Linked DNA regions of Homo sapiens: region 1 is linked to region 2. The links are chromatin loops, found by intact Hi-C in ENCODE. Cell type or tissue: tibial artery. All regions are shown on one strand.

Region 1 (5,000 bases), 120 kb before region 2:
AGGAGGTGGCACAGCCTAGCACAAGCCCATAGACACGAGGAGGGGACGCCAGCACCCACCCACCCCGCCAGAGGCAGGATCAGGCCCGCTCGCCTAATCTGGTAAAATGTCACAAACATCATCTCCTACATGCATGGAGAGAATCAGATGGTGAGGAAGCAGCTGAGGAGAAAGACATGATCCACACTCCCCACTATCATGGACAGATAGCATCCCATTAGAGGTGAAAAAAGCTTACAGAATATTTATAGATGATTGTCAATTTGATTAAAAGGTAGAAGAGCAAACAGCTTAAAAATACCGACTTTAAAAACCTCTAGTGGCTCAGCGCGGTGGCTCATGCCTGTAATCCCAGCACTTTGGGAGGCTGAGGTGGGTGGATCATTTGAGGTCAGGAGTTCAAGAACAGCCTGGCCAACGTGGTGAAACCCCATCTCTACTAAAGATACAAAAATTAGCCGGGCATGGTGTTGCATGCCTGTAATCCCAGCTACTCGGGAGGCTGAGGCAAGAGAATCGCTTGAACCCAAAGGGCAGAGGTTGCAGTGAGCCGAGATTGTGCCACTGCACTTCAGCCTGGGTTACAGAGCAAGACTCCGTCTCAAAAAAAACGAAAACAAAAAACAACAACAAAAAGCAAACAAACAAACAAAAAACCACCTATAGCCAAGCTCAGAAGAGAGAAAGGAAGGGCTTAGGTGCCAGAAATGAAGCAGAGACTCAAAGAAAGCAGAAGCGTACTCTTCTACGCCAGAACACCTAGACATGGGTGAACAGCGCTGGCCGCTTGGGGTCAGAATCGGGATTGTGGACCTACCCAGAGAAGCGAGACTCAGCATTGAGCTGGGAGAATGGAAGGACCATCCTGCCTTGCAAAAAGAAAAAAGAAAAAAGGAGAGTAGAGAAATTCCAGCTGCCAGGCCAAGAAGGTGTCAAGAAATAATGTCATCTGCCTGGGGCTCTTCATGGGAAGGAAACGGATTCCCATGAGAAATCAGAACCTCAAGCTGTACCACCTGCATGTAAGGACTCCAATTTGCACTTTTCATGTGGTTCAGGGAATCTTGAGCCAAGAAATGAATGCAAAAACTTGTCCTGAATGGGTGAAAGGGCCCCCAGCAAAGGGCAAACAAAGCCATTTTGTGGGAACATTTTCGCAACCCGGGGCCTCCAGGACAGCTCAGGCTTGGTCTCCCACATGCCACATCCATTTCCTGCTGAAACTCTGCTGCACATGCAGATCACAATCTCTACATTTCCCACTGAAGGGAATCAGAGCTCCTTAAGGAGGGGCTGACTCCAGGCCGAGGGCAGCGAGACTATCAGATGCACTTGGTATACTTTTTTTCTTTTCTGAAACAAGGAAGCTACTAAAACTATTAGGGTCGTGTCAAAGGAATTAGGGCCATAGATAGGACAATAAGAGCAACAACAAAGATAATAGGGAAAGGGATTAAAAACAAGCTCTTTCAATCTTGAGTATATAATGGTGCCTAATTTAAAAAAAAAAATTCATTACAGAAATTAACTCATTATTTTGAAAACTGGTAAAGAATCAAAAATTTATCCTGCTATTTTAATTTAAGATCTTTAAGATGGAGAGCACTACTGATATTTCAAAGATCAGTAGAGACACAAGATAGAAATAAAGACGTAAAAAGTTACAGACCCTGGGGAGTACATGGCACCCCTGGGCACCACACACACAGGGAGGTCAAGAATCACAGGGAGAGAGAGAGAGAGAGAGAGTGAGAAGGGGACCCGTAGCCAACACCTTTACTAGGCCCAGGGCATTATTCAAACAGTATTCCTACAGGGAGTTTTACTTGGTGGGTCTAAAGCAAGCAGACATTGAGTTTCAGGAGGTCACGCAGTGGCTGAGAGGTAGTCACTGCTGCCCATCTGCAGTCCATACAGGGTGTGAGGGTCACTCGCCAGTCAAGCAGGGGGAAGTGATCACTAGGAAACAGTTGTATACGAAGATATCTGGATGGATCTGCCATATTGAGGAACTAGGGGGAATGGGTATAGAACTGGAAGTTGTGTCAAGGGTGACTGGGCCCCAGTTTTGGTATGAGAAAGTCCAACTTATATTTAAAATGGATACTGAGGCAAAATAAAATTATAACCATTCATACACTGCCTTTCCTATGTAAACTCTTCCACTGTGTATCAAATAGCTAATGAGGGAAAGTTTCTTCTTTATAGAAATTCCATCCTATAAATGATGAAGGAATACTAGAAGTAGAACATCCTAATTTTGCCCCTTTAAATAAGTTAATGTGTGAGGGCACTGAGCATCAATGGTTTCTTACGCCACAAAGAGAGGGATTATGATCGGCGTCACATGCTACCTGATGGAAGTTCACAATATCATCTGTGCACTCAACAGATCAATCAATTAGCGAAATCTAAGTGTGAATAAACCTCTGAGTCCAATTACCAATTTATAGGAAATACAGAGAATAGAAAAGCAAGTTAAATAAAAATATGGGGAGGAAATTAGCAAAATCCAGACTATTGTGAATTCTGTAAGGCAGATGATTTGAGAGAACAAGAAAGAGAGGTAAGGAGGGAAGTTACAGATTAAAAGAAAGTTATAATATGTGGCAAAATCTCCCAATGTAAGGATCTTATATGAATAGTCGCTTAAAAATAGATTTAAACAGTATACACCACAACCAAGTGAGGTTTGCAACACAAGAAAGACCAGTTTGATATTTGAAAATCAATTAATGTAATCTGTGACATCAACAGCCTAAAGAAAAAAAGTACATGATCATATTAATTGATTCAGAAAAAGTGCTAACAAACACAACATTTACACACGATTTTTAAAAAATATTTCAATCATGTATAGTAGGAATGGAGGAGAACTTCCTGAACTTGATTAAAGAACAGTTTAAAAATCTGTACAGCTAACATCATAGTTAATGTTGGGAAACTGATACTTTCCCTCTAAGTTTACGGAGAAGACAAAGATATCTTGTCTCATCACATTTACTCAACATTGTATTGGAAACCCTAACTAGTACAATAGGACAAGAAGAGGAAATAAAAGATACGCAGATTGGGAAGGAAGAAATAAAACTATCTTTGTTCACAGATGACATGATTGTCTATATAGAGAAGCCTAAAGAATGAACAACAAACAAAACCTCTTAGAATTAATCAAGCATAGTAAATTTGCAGGATACACAGTTAGCATACAAAAGTCAATCACTTTCTTGTACATAGCAATGAACAATGAGAATTTGAAATTAAAAACACAATAGCATTTATAATGGTACCAAACTCTGAAATGTTTAGGTATAAATCTAATTTTTGAATGTACAGGATTTATATATAGAAAACTACAAACTATTAGGAAGGAAATCAAAGCTCATGGCTGAAAGAATCGATTATCGGCTCTTTCCATTTTGATCTGTAGATTCAATGAAGTCCCAATAAAATCTGAGCAAACTGTATTTTCTGCTTCTAACACATATGGAAAGGCAAAAGACCAAGAATAGCCAACACAATACTGAAGAAAAGAGAAAAAGAAGGAAAAGTAGCAGAAGTAGAAGTGGAGACAGAGGAAGAGGAAGAGGAGGAGGAAGTAGGAGGAGAACAGCAACAACAAAGTCACAGGACCCCACAGTACTGATTTTGAGACTTACTATTCTAAAGCTACAGCAATCAAGGCAGCGTGGTACTGACAAAAGAATAGACATGAGGTCAGCAGAACAGAAAAGACAGCCAGAAATAGACCAACACAAATATATGGAGTCAACTGGTCTTTGATAAAGAAGCAATGGTGATTCAATGGAGAAACAATAATCTGTTTAACAAATGATTCTGGAAGAATTGAATGTTCATAAATGAAAGATAACACAAAAAGATGAGCCTAACGTAGACCTCATACCTTTCACAAAAATAACACAAAATTGATTATAGACCTAAATGTAAGATCATAAAATTTCTGGAAGAAAACATAGGAGAAATTCTACATTTTGCGTTTGGCCATTAGATTTTTTTTTAATTTTTATTTTAAAAGCTTTCGGGGGTACAAGTGTGTTTTTTTCTTTACATGGGTGAATTATACAGTAGTGAATTCTGAGATTTTAGTGTACCCATCACCCAAGTAGTGTACATTGTACCTAATATGTAGATTTTTTTCATCCCTACCCCTTCTCCCACCCTTCCCCTTCTGAGTTTCTAAAGTCCATTATATTACTCTGTATGTCTTTGTGTATTCATAGCTTAGCTCCCACTTATAAGTGAGAACATATGGTTTTTGATTTTCCCCTCCTGTGTTACTTCACTTGGAACAATGGCCTCCAGCTCCATCCAAGTTGCCGCAAAAGAAGTTATTCTGTTCCTTTTTATGGCTGAGTAGTGTTCCATGGTGTATATAGGCCACATTTTTTTATCCACTCATTAGTCAATGGGCACTTAGGTTGGTTCCACATCTTTTGTGATTGTGAATTGTGCTGCAAATGTCTTTTTCGTATAATGACTTCTTTTCCTTTCAGTAGATACCCAGTAGTGGGATTGCTGGATTGAACGGTAGATCTACTTTTAGCTCTTTAAGGAATCTCCATACTGTTTCCCATAGAAGTTGTACTAATTTACATTCCCATCAGCAGTGTATAAGCTATCCCTTTTCCCCACATCCTCGCCAACATCTATTATTTTTTGACGTTTTAATAATGGCCATTCTTGCAGGAGTAAGGTGGTATTTATCTCATTGGGGTTTTCAATTACTAAACATTTTCTTTACCAGTTTGGTGGCCATTTGTATATCTTCTTTTGAGAAATGTTCATTCATGTCTTTTGCCCACTTTTTGATGGAATTGTTTATTTTTTTCTTGCTGATTTGCTTGAGTTCCTTGTAGATTCTGGATGCTAGTTCTTTGTCATATGTGTAGTTTCCAAATACTTCCTCCCATTCTGTGGGCTATCTGTTTACTCTGAGTATTATTTCTTTTGCTGTGCAGAAGCTTTTTGGTTTAATTAGG
Region 2 (5,000 bases):
TGAATGCATATGAGTGTATGTGTGTGCAGGTATGTATATGTGTGTATGTGTGAGTGTATGAGTGTATGTATGTGTGTTTGTGTGTGGGCATGTATGTGTGTGCACATAAGCTGGACCTAGTGAATGACAAATAAATGAAATGAATAAACATTAATAAAATATGACGAAGCTGGCAGGATGTCATTTCCAAGGTCACCTTGTAAAAGACTGAGTTTAATCTTGCTTTCACTGTCTTTTGCCTTCTCAGCTTGCTCATTTTGATGAAGCAAGCTGTCATGCTGGAGGGTCCCATGTGGCAAGGAACTGAAACCCTCTGTTCAACAGCCTATGAGCGAGAAGCCACATGAGTTTGGAAGTAGATCCCTCCCTAGTCGAGCCTTGAGATGACAGAGCTGTGACTGACACCTTGGCTGTAGCCTGTTCCAGACCCTGAAGCAGAGGATCCAGTTAAGTTTTGCTCAGATTCCTGAGCTACAGACATTGAGATAATAGATATGATTGTTTTAAGATACAGTGTTTTGGGTTAATACATTATATAGCAATAGATAATAAAGACAGATTTTAGTATCAATGTAATGTTGCGGTAAAAAATGCCTGAGGCCGGGCATGGTGGCTCACACCTTTAATCCCAGCACTTCGGGAGGCCAAGTCATGCAGATCACAAGGTCAGGAGTTCAAGACCAGCATGACCAACATGGTGAAACCCAATCCCTACTAAAAATACAAAAATTAGCTGGGTGTGGTGGTGCATGCCTGTAATCCCAGCTACTCAGGAGGCTGAGACAGGAAAATCGCTTGAACTGGGGAGGCGGAGGTTGCAGTGAGCCAAGTTTGTGCCATTGCACTCCAGCCTAGGCAACAGAGAGAGACTCTGTCTCAAAAAAAAAAAAAAAAAGGCCTGAAAATGCAGAAGTGGCTGCAAAACTGGACAGTGGATGAAAGTGAATGGATTTTCAGGTGTGTGATACAGAAAGCCTAAACTGCTTTGGACATATTGTTAGCAGAAATCTCAGCTTTGGGAACACTGCCAGTGAAGGTTCAAGAGGAAGTGAGGGACATGTTATAGAAAATTGGAGGAAGGGGATTCTCATCACATAGTGGCAAAAGGTTTAGCTACACTGCTGCTTGCAGTTATGCGGAGTGCAGAACTTGGACCTAGCAAACTGTGTAGTCTAGATAAGAACTTCAAGGAAAATGTTGAAGGCATTACCTGGTTCTTCTTGCTGCTTATAATAAAATGTGAGAGGGGAAAGTGAAACTGAAGAAAGAACTGTTAGAAAGACTTGATGACACAGAAAATTCTCATCCTTTGCAAATAGCAAAAGATGCTAAAATTAAGAATATCTAAGCAACATTCAAAATTTTCTAGAAATAAAGGCAATATGTGATTGTGCAATCTTTTGTTAAAATCTCAGAACAGTCATAATATCAGAGTACAATTGAGACACCTGAAGGGCCCTTTTAAAAAATTGTGTACCCACAATTCCTCTCTATTGAGTCATGGGGTCTGTAAAAAGCATAAGGGTGTCGTCCCTAACCTTTCTCAGCGGAAGTCCAAATTAGAGAGGAACACATCTCAAAGAGATAGGTAACTGTGGCTTTGAAGCCACAGTTTAATTTATCTAATGAAGTGGGTTCCAGTGAGATTCATAGAAAACCCACAAATTGTCTGAAAAAAACTACATCAGCAAAAGCACTTCCAGCTTGAACTAAAAGGGACAGAGCCAGGGCAAAATGAAAAGAGGCAATTGGACCTCAACGTTTGACCGGCAGGAAGGAGGCTGAGAGAACTGCTCAGAGGCAAACACATTTTGTCTTTCATAAAAAAGTAAGTATACTAAAAGGACAAAAGTAGGAGCCCAGAGGGTAGAGCCAAGAGCCACAGAGAATGATTCCCAGGCCTTGAGACCTAACCAAAAAAATTCCAATGTTTTCCCAGCTGTACTTCAGAATTGCTATGGATCAGTGCCTACTGTGTGCCTCCCATTTCCCCTTTTATGAACAGAAAAGATTATACTGTTTATCCCATGCCTGTCCCTCCATTGCATGTAGAGTGAGTGAGGGGAAGATAACTTTTGTCTTGAGTTCATGAGTATAAGACTGAAAAGTGCTGTACTTGAGGATCTGTACTTAGGCAACCTCATCTAAGGAGCCTCACTCATCCCCTGGACTTGATTTAAATGATGAGATTTTTGACTTTGAGCTGGTGCTGTAATGTAATGAGATTTGGGGGGACCTTGTAGGACATAAATTATTAAGAGCCAGGAACAGCCTAAGTTAGGCAGCTCCCGAAATGGTTCCCAGGGGTCTCCACCTCTTAGAGTTTACACTCTAATGACCCTTTCTCTTTGCGGAGGTAGGAAGCTGAACCTGGTGGGTAGCTTCTAATGAACAAAACACAGCAAAGGTGATGGGAGGCCACTTTCAAGACAGCGCTATGAAACACTGTGACTTTCCTCATGCTTGAGCTTGCTCTCCTTCACATGCTCACTTTGTTGAAGCAAACTGTCATGCTGAAGAAATCCAAAGGGCAAGAAGCCAAGGACAGCCTCCAACCAACAGCCAATGAGGAGCCAAGGCCCTCGGTCCAACAGGCTGGGAGGAACTGAACCTGCTTGTAAGGATGCAGTATGCAATGGACTGAATGCTTGCATTCCCCAAAATTCACACACTGAAATCTTAATGCCAACGTGATCGTTTTAGGAGGTAGAGCCTTTGGGAAGTGATTAGGTCATAAGGGGGGAGTCTTTATGAATGGGATTAAGTGTCTTTATGAAAGAGGCCTCAGAAAGCTTTCTCATTTCTTCTGTCATGAGAGGACACAGAGACAACATGGCCATCTATGAACCAGGAAGCGGGGCCTCAACACGCACTGAATCTGCCAGCACCACAATCTTAGACTTCCAGCCTCCAGAACTGTAAGAAATAAATGTCTATTTTTTAAGCCACCAAGTCTGTGCTATGTTTTGTTATGGCAGCCTGAACTGACGGAGATACAGAGCTTCCTCCATTCAAGCTTTAAAATGACTACAACAGGCCAGGCACGGTGGCTCGCACCTGTAATCCCAGCACTTTGGGAGGCCAAGGCGAGCGGATCACCTGAGGTCGGGAGTTTGAGACCAGCCTGACCAACATGGAGAAACCCCATCTCTACTGAAAATGCAAAATTAACTGGGCATGGTGGCACATGCCTGTAATCCCAGCTACTCAGTAGGCTGAGGCAGGATAATCACCTGAACCCAGGAGGCAGAGGTTGCAATGAGCCGAGATCGCGCCATTGCACTCCAGCCTGGGCAACAAGAGCAAAACTCCATCTCAAAAAAAAAAAAAAAGACTACAACAGTCCCAGTCAACACCACAAGGGACCCTGAAGCAGGGGACCCAGGTAAGCCTGTGCACCATTGTATATGCCCAGATCCCTGACTTGCAGAAACTGGGTGGTAATAAGTGCTACTGTTTCAAACCATTGTGTTTTGGGGTATAATTAGTTAAGCAGAAATAGATGACTAAAACGTCCCACTTTCCAGGGGAATAGGGGATTACCTGGGTACAAGTAATGACCTTGGACCAGTCTCACCTGTGACCCCCAGGAATCCACATCACTGAAAATGCTTATTTGAAATGAGGTTCAAGGGGTGGTCCTGACCTTCCCAGACTAGGACCAAGATGGTTCTTATGGACACTGCTGCTTGTGAATGGAGGTGAGGGCAATGGCTTCTGATTCCCCATAGCTCCCCATAGCTCCCGTGAGGGCTTCTGTTACCATGACACCTTGGATCTATACCTATGCCATGCCTCCCTGGTCCCTGAGAGCAATGTCACTGTCACTAGGGATCTCAGAGCCCATTCATGTGTCCACTAGCAGAGAGGGGCCACCGCACCTGCACACTGACCCCTCAGCCAGATTGAACCCAGCAGGCTCTGGCTTCCCCAGGGTGAGTGTAGGAGAATTAATGCTATGGGGGTCTTGATGAGGTGAGAGATGCCTGGTAGGGAATTCCCTCCCTCCCCTGCCCCACTGCTGGGCTGTTCTGAAGCCCAGTTGTTCTCTCGGCCTATCTGAAATGCCCCACAAGAGGCACAGGTGCCTGTGGCCATGTGGCTGCTTGTCCTCCTAGGACACCCCACCCTGCCCCTGCCCCTCACCCTGCTTTCCTGGGCTTCCACTCCCTGCAGTCATCACAGGAGCCTTTGCCTCAGGCTCTGTTTTCAAGCTGAAGATGGCACTTCAAAAAAGCCAGATGAGGCTCTAGACCAGGCCAGGTTGGAGGACTACAGCACCAACTGTGATCCGGCAGTGGGAGCAGCCACCAGAGTTTCTGCCCCTGCATGAGGCTCCTGAAATGCCCCAGCAGGAGTAAAGTCCCTGCATTCCCTAGACAGGGGTGGAGCAAAGGGGCTTTTCTCAGTGCTCAATGTGAGTCCCCAGCAACCAGCAAAGAGGGGATGGCCATGTGGCAAGGACTGACAGAGGGGACCTAATGCCCAGGGCCACCCAGAGAACCCTCAAGTTCTCCAAAGAGCTGCCTGCTCACCTTCTGTGAGGCATGGGCATGGAGCTGTGCTTCTGCCCCACGTGTGCTCCAACAGTAGCTCTGGCCGCGGAGGGAGGAGGGAGCCCAGGGACTTTGTGACACTGTTTTTCACCGTAAGCTTCCTTAAACAAACAACATTGCCACGAGCCAGAATTAATTGAACCCACATGCCAGTGTTCTGAGTGGCTGCCTCTATGTGTATGTGTGTATAGAGATATGTAGGTGTGCATGTGTGTGCATATATATGTGTACTGTGTACTTGCATATCATGTGTACATGTGCATTCTGTGGTGTGCTTGTATGTGCATATGTGTGTGAGTGTATATGCATTGTGTGCATATATGTGTGTGTGTATGTGTAGTGTATGTGCATGCATGTATATATGTGGGTATGTACATAGGTATGTGTGGATGTGGCTGAATGTGTGTATGTATGAGGGTGTGTGAATGGGTGTGTAGGTGCATG

Evidence for each region. Peaks named below come from ENCODE experiments on the same cell type or tissue, not always from the same donor. Only the 100,000 strongest peaks of a DNase experiment are listed, where the experiment ranks them.
Region 1: it touches region 2 in a loop (1.9-fold over the local background); 2 of 110 quality-filtered maps call a loop at or near these places.

The regions. Positions count from the first base shown.
Region 1 is chr9:89,832,032-89,837,031 of GRCh38, reverse strand. No RefSeq gene overlaps it. Among named protein-coding and RNA genes, the nearest start is that of MIR4290, 190 kb to the left of the region's middle. In tibial artery, no CTCF peak of the experiment used is centred here; no DNase peak of the experiment used is centred here.
Region 2 is chr9:89,712,060-89,717,059 of GRCh38, reverse strand. All of the region lies in intron 5 of LINC03062 (long intergenic non-protein coding RNA 3062), which reads right to left. Among named protein-coding and RNA genes, the nearest start is that of LINC03062, 75 kb to the right of the region's middle. RefSeq lists an enhancer at 4,285-4,785. In tibial artery, no CTCF peak of the experiment used is centred here; no DNase peak of the experiment used is centred here.